Linked DNA regions of Homo sapiens: region 2 is linked to region 1. The links are chromatin contacts, found by POLR2A ChIA-PET in ENCODE. All regions are on one chromosome and are shown on one strand. Each heading gives the region's core, a stretch centred on a gene start or an enhancer-like site at or near the end of the contact. The rest is flanking DNA. Distances are from core to core; before and after follow the strand shown. Region 1 overlaps LOC101927200 (a long non-coding RNA gene). Region 2 has its middle 9.0 kb from the start of CCN5.

What was found. ChIA-PET counts read pairs that join two places held with the same protein, here RNA polymerase II (POLR2A).
Region 2: POLR2A ChIA-PET joins it to region 1 with 19 read pairs in PC-9. The contact joins two enhancer-like sites. POLR2A ChIA-PET finds 5 or more read pairs at or near these places in 2 of 52 experiments (PC-9 and activated T-cell).

What each region holds. Positions count from the first base shown.
Region 1 is chr20:43,751,087-43,754,042 of GRCh38, forward strand. All of the region lies in intron 1 of LOC101927200 (a long non-coding RNA gene), which reads left to right. Among named protein-coding and RNA genes, the nearest start is that of GTSF1L, 26 kb to the left of the region's middle. RefSeq lists enhancers at 377-576, 767-836, 1,337-1,416. Within about 2 kb of position 1,582, at least 3 of the 41 ENCODE cell types and tissues checked have a DNase peak (open chromatin) inside an H3K27ac peak, as active enhancers do.
Region 2 is chr20:44,704,842-44,707,797 of GRCh38, forward strand. No RefSeq gene overlaps it. Among named protein-coding and RNA genes, the nearest start is that of CCN5, 9.0 kb to the right of the region's middle. Within about 2 kb of position 1,575, at least 11 of the 41 ENCODE cell types and tissues checked have a DNase peak (open chromatin) inside an H3K27ac peak, as active enhancers do.

The sequences.
Region 1 (2,956 bases), core at 332-2,831:
GAACCATCTATCTTGCAAAGAGGATAACATGTAATGATGAGCCCAAAGCATCTAATGTAGTGCCTGGTACACAGTTGGTGTCAATATTGGGGGTGGGGGTGGATCTGGGCAGAGGGTACAGCCTGGTTAGAGAGCTGTGGGGAAGCACTGGGCAACTGCGGGGACCAGAGCTGTCTTGGCCACCTGCAGGGACCAGCTGAGAAGTGTGTTTAACCACAGTGAACATTACCGTTGGCATCGCTGTCTTGTTGAAAACAAAGTGAAATTGGAGAACATACTGTTGTCTTGAACTAGGCCAAGATGACTAATTATTAGACTCACTTTTGAAAGGTTACCATATACAGACATGCGCTGAGGTGGAGAGAGGAGAGTTTGGAAATCTGATTCATTCTGAAACCCCAATAGATGGAACTCTTGCTCAGTTTCTGAGCATAATGACTGTGAACATTCGGTTTAACGCAGCTGTCACCACAGGCAAGGTGCAAAACAAAATGTTTCGTACCAGCTCCTTGGAGTGTCATGGGGCAGCTCATGGCAGCCCTGGGGAGATCTCTGCTAGATGGTGAAGGGTGTGCAACGTGGGTGCTGGTGTTGGGGAATTGAGGGGACGCCAGACCTCAAATCTGGGATCTGAGTCTGAGGGATGGCTTTGCCACAAGTGGACCATGTGGCTTAGGTTAACTTCCTCCTTTCTTTGGGCCTTAGTTTCCTCATCTGGAAAATGAAGGGCTAGACCAGATGCTCTCCAAGAACTTCTCTAGTTTTGTTGTTCTATGGCCTTTGCTGGTGGTGTGACTTTGGATGTTACCTTCAGCTCCTGGGTTTTAGTTTCCTTTTGAGCATTTTAGAGTTCCCCAAGAGTGTTGGTTTATTTCACTCCCCATTTGCTGCCCCCACCAATGAAGTCTAGCGACTCGAAATCTCCTTCTCCAGACTCCACTGAGAACAAACCACCCTAGTTCCTTGCCCTGTGGGTCAGTGGTTTAATCTGGGGATGCGTGAGTCCCTTGGTCCTGTCTGGAGATGCATAAATCCACTGTGGCCCGATGTGGGGATTCCAAGTCCTTGAGGTCTAATCTGGGGATGCATGTGGTCCAGTACTCACAGACCCAAGGGGGCCTGAAGGCACCTGGACCCTTCAGGAAGTCCTGTCTCTGGGACTTACAAGGGAACATTCGTGAAGCTGGTATCAGGGCTGAACGTGGATTGGGGCTTTCTGAGGGCCAAGTGCAGGCACTCATTTCCTTCTCACATTATTCCCACCTCTGAGGGGCAGAGGGTCTAAGTAATTTTCCCAAGGCCACACAGGGAGCAAGGGGCAGAGGTGGCATGTGTGCCCAAGCCTGTTTGATTCAAACTGTCGTTAACTTTGGAAACTGACCCCACCATCTCATTTATTTCTCACAACAAATACATCCATTAACAGGTATCAAGGCTTAGAGGCTTCATAGCAAAACAGAGTGGAGACCTGGTAGGTAAGCAGGCAGCTTCCAGATTTCTCCACCCAGCCCCCACTTCCTGGCCAGGAACTGGAGGCAGGGAAGTTCCATTGCCCATATAGCTGCATGACTTTTCATTTGCCCGTTCCTGTGGTCAGACTCAGTGGTGTGAGACTTCCTGTGGTTGAGCCGAGTGATGCAAGAACGTCGCTGTGCAGGGCTGTGGTCCTACACCGTCCACTTTATTGGTTGTCTAAGACATCTTCAATGGTAAAATGGGAAAGGCATAGTTTTTGTCCTGAACGTTGTCCTTACACCTAAGCCAGACTTGATCAGATGCCACATGGGGCGTATCCTCCTGAGCATCCCACGTCTACCGCCTGCCTTGGATGTCTGACATCAAGTATGTAAGTGCTTGTGTCTGGACCTGAACTTCACTCCAAATAGCGGGGTTGGCTACAGGTCAGTTACCCATGTGAGATTATAGTGCCCTGACTGGTTATTCTTTTTTTTTCTTTTCTTTTCTTAAGACAGGGTCTAGCTCGGTTGCCCAGGCTGCCGTGCAGTGGTGTGATTGCTCTGCCTCCTGGGCTCAAGCCATCCCCCCACCTCAGCCTCCTGAGTAGCTTGAACTACAGGCATGCACCACTGTGCCAGCTAACTTTTGCATTTTAGTAGGGATGGGGTTTTGCTATGTTGGCCAGGCTGGTCTTGAACTCATGGCCTCAAGTGATCCACCCACCTTGGCCTCCCAAAGTGATGAGATTACAGGCGTGAGCCACTGTGCCTGGCCACCTGACTGGTTATTCTTATCAAGATGAGAACAGAACTGAAATTGAACATAAGCCACCATTAATTATCATCAGTAATGTATTTAAGAATATAAGGCATAATTTTAAGTTACACTAAAATAAATATAAATGGCTTGACACAAGTAAACGTTCTTGCTCAACCCTTGATACCCTCTAGGGATGGATCTGAAGATCCATCCCCTAGACACATGAATATGATTTTTCAAATCATTATTATTACAGTTTTATAGAGACAGGGTCTTACTCTGTTGCCTAGGCTGGAGTACAGTGGTGTGACCACGGCTTACTCCTGGGCTCGAACTCCTGGGCTCCAGAGATCCTCTGTATTCATCTGTTCTCGCACTGCTGTAAAGAAATACCTGAGACTGGGTAATTTATAAAGAAAAGAGGTTTAATTGCCACATGATTCTGCAGGCAATACAGATGCTGGCATCTGCTTGGCTTCTGAGGAGGCCTCAGAAAGCTTCCAGTCATGGTAGAAGGTGAAGGAGAAGCACACGCATCGCATGGCCAGAGTAGGAGTGAGTGGAAAATGGGGCACTGCTACACACTCTTTTTTTTTTTTTTTTTTGAGGCAGAGTCTTGCTCTGTCACCCAGGCTGGAGTGCAGTGGCGTGATCTCAGCTCACTGCAAGTTCCGCCTCCTGGGTTCACGCCATTCTCCTGCCTCAGCCTCCCAAGTAGCTGGGACTACAGGCGCACACC
Region 2 (2,956 bases), core at 325-2,824, 950 kb after region 1:
AGGGCAACCTGTCACGTCACAGCTGGGAAACTGAGTCCCAGAGAAGCCAGGTGAGTTGCCTAACATCCCTCAGGGGTAGAAGGGAGGAAGGAACCTGGAGTTCCCATGCCTGACCCAGAGGCTTTCTACCTCTCCAAATAGTTCTCGGATGTGCCCAAGGCCTCAGTCCCCATTCCTACCTCCAGTTGCAAATGTCCTCCCCAACTACACAGAGCCTCTCAGCTTCATCCCACCCCACCTCCAACTGGCTCTCATGGTTTCATCCAGGCTCAGCTACTTGCAGCTCCCCAAATAGCTCCTGCTGTCAGGCCACCTCCAGGCCTTTGTACTCTCCTGCTGCTCTGTTTTATTTTCCTCTTCACCTGGACAACTCCTAATCTTGCTCCAAGACTCATCTCAGGTGTCACCTTCTCCAGGAAGCCTTTCAAAACCACCTCCTCCACCTCCCAGGCTGGGTTAGGTCCTCCATCTCTTCACCCTCAGTACCTAGTATCTCCCACTTACTGTGCTGGAATCATCTCTTTGCTTGTCTCTATATTGCCCTCTAGTCTGTGAGCTCATTGTGGACAGAGACCTTAGTTTTTATTCTTAATAGTAGGGAATGACCTATTACATTCGGTGTTTGCTGAATGAATGCATAAGTGGATGGATGGATGAATGAATGAATGGTTGGATGGAAGAATAGATACATGGATGGATGGATTGATGGATGGATGGAATGAGTGACCAAATGGTAGATGAATGGACAAATGGACCGACAAACATGGAAGGATGGATGGATGGACAGATGGATTGATGGACAGGTGGATTGATGGACAGGTGGGTCGATGGGCAGGTGGATGAATAAATCAGGCAGATAATGGCATCTGTAGGGACTCAGACAGTGAGGGCTAAGTCCCTGGAGCCTGGATATCCTGACTGATGAAGGTGCTCTTGGATGGGAAGGGAATAACCTAACCTGTTGTCTTCCTACTCCAAGAGATATTTGGTCCAGAACAAAGCCACCCCTGCCCTGGTGCCTGCTCCCTTCTGACCAACAGGTTCCAACTCAGTGGGGTCTCCTGAACTCTGGTAACTCATCTGACACCAGAGCCTATAGGAATCACCCTGTCTCTGACATTCAGGGATTCTGCATTCCTGAGGCCCTCCCTCCCTGCCTCTCTTCAGGTCAGAGCTGCCGCCCCATAAATGCTTTCAAGCATAGAAACATACACCCCTAGAGCCAGGAAGTTGTAAAAATGATGGGATTCACCCCTCTACCATTTTTGCAGATGAAGAAACTGAGGCTGAGCAAGGCCAAGAAACTTGCTTAAGGACACACAGCAATAGAGCTGGGATAAGAGCTTGGGTCTTTCAATTCGTTTATTCGTTCATACAGCAAGTATGTATCTAGCGCCTAAAGTGCCAGGCTCAGTGCCTATTCCCGGGCATGCTAGGCCTGTGCATAAGCTTTCATGTTAATTTAAAAGCTATTTCCATCCTCCATATGACCTCCTCCAGCTCCCCAGCAGGCTGGTCTATGCCTCACTAGCTGCATGCCTGGCATGATCCCTATGACAACACCCTCTCCCAGCAAATGAGGACCACTTCATTGTCAGGAAGCCTGGCTGGGACTGGTGTGTGCTGCCGTGTGCAGAGGAGGCAGTCACATGTGTGTGCTGTGAGCTGCACATTCCATCCTAGCCTTAGTGAGGACCGTATTAGTCCCTGCACGCTCATCCTTGCCAGCTCAGACTGGAGCCAAGCATTAAACTGTTCAAGCCCCACAGCTGCCCCAGGCGAGCCATTGCATGGCACCTGGGAGCTCAGGGCCAGGAGCAGACCTCTGAATTCCTGCCCAAACCAGGGAATATGTGGTGAGAGGAGGTCATAGGGAGGTGCCTGGGGGCTGGACATTTGCAAGCCAGCTGAGCAGGCAGTACTCAGCACTTTCCTCTTCACCCCTCCCACCATGGCAAAGGCAGGGGCAGCGTGGGCTAGCCAGCCTTGGAGAGATGGAGCCTCAAGTCTAGGGGCAGCAGCCCAGCCTCGGGCGAGCCAGGGCTATTTGCTGGGCCTTCTATGAGGCTTCCATGAAGTATGTAACCTCGCCGAAGACATGGAACTACTCAGAGTCATTAAGAGCCAAAGAAAGGCTCAGCTGCGTTTAACAGAAAAGCTTCTGGGAACAAATCAATGAATTGGAGAACAAAGGAAGACTGCAGAAGACGAACAGAACCAGAAGCCATGTCTAGGATGAAATCAACATGAGGTAGAGAATCCTGATGACATTGATCAGGATGAAAGAAGTATGAGGCAAGGGAGTAAAATCAAATGCCGAGTAAAAAGGGGGAACAACGTTGACCAAGGAATTTGAAGTTAATTTAAGAGCTGTTATGAACAATACAAAAAAGAAAATTATAGGCCCATTTCACTTATGAATATATAGATAGAAAAACACTAAACAAAATATTTGCTGACTGAATTCAGCAGAGTTAAAATAATGACACCACATCACCATCAGGAAGCGTTTATCCCGGAAAAACATTCCAGAAAATCCACCAGTGTAATTCACTACATCATTAGATCCAAAGGAAAATCTATGATGTCAATTGATGTGGAAAAATTTTTTGATAAGTTCCTTTTGTATTTATGATGCTTACAAATTTGAAAATTCTGGGAAAATGGAGAAATTAATAGAAAGGTATAAAATGTCAAAAGATGGGCCCAAGAAGAAATAGAGAATTTCAGTAGGTCAATCAGTATTACAGAAACTGTAATGGTGTCAAAGCCCTCCCACTCCCCTAAAAATCAGCCTAGATGTTCTCATGGGTAAGTACTGCTGAACCTTTTTTTTTTTTTTTTTTTTTTTGAGACAAGGTCTCATTCTGTCGCCCAGGCTAGGGTGTAGTGGCCCAATCCTGGCTCACTGCAACCTCTGCTTCCCAAGGCTCAGGTATCCTCCTGCCTCAGCCCC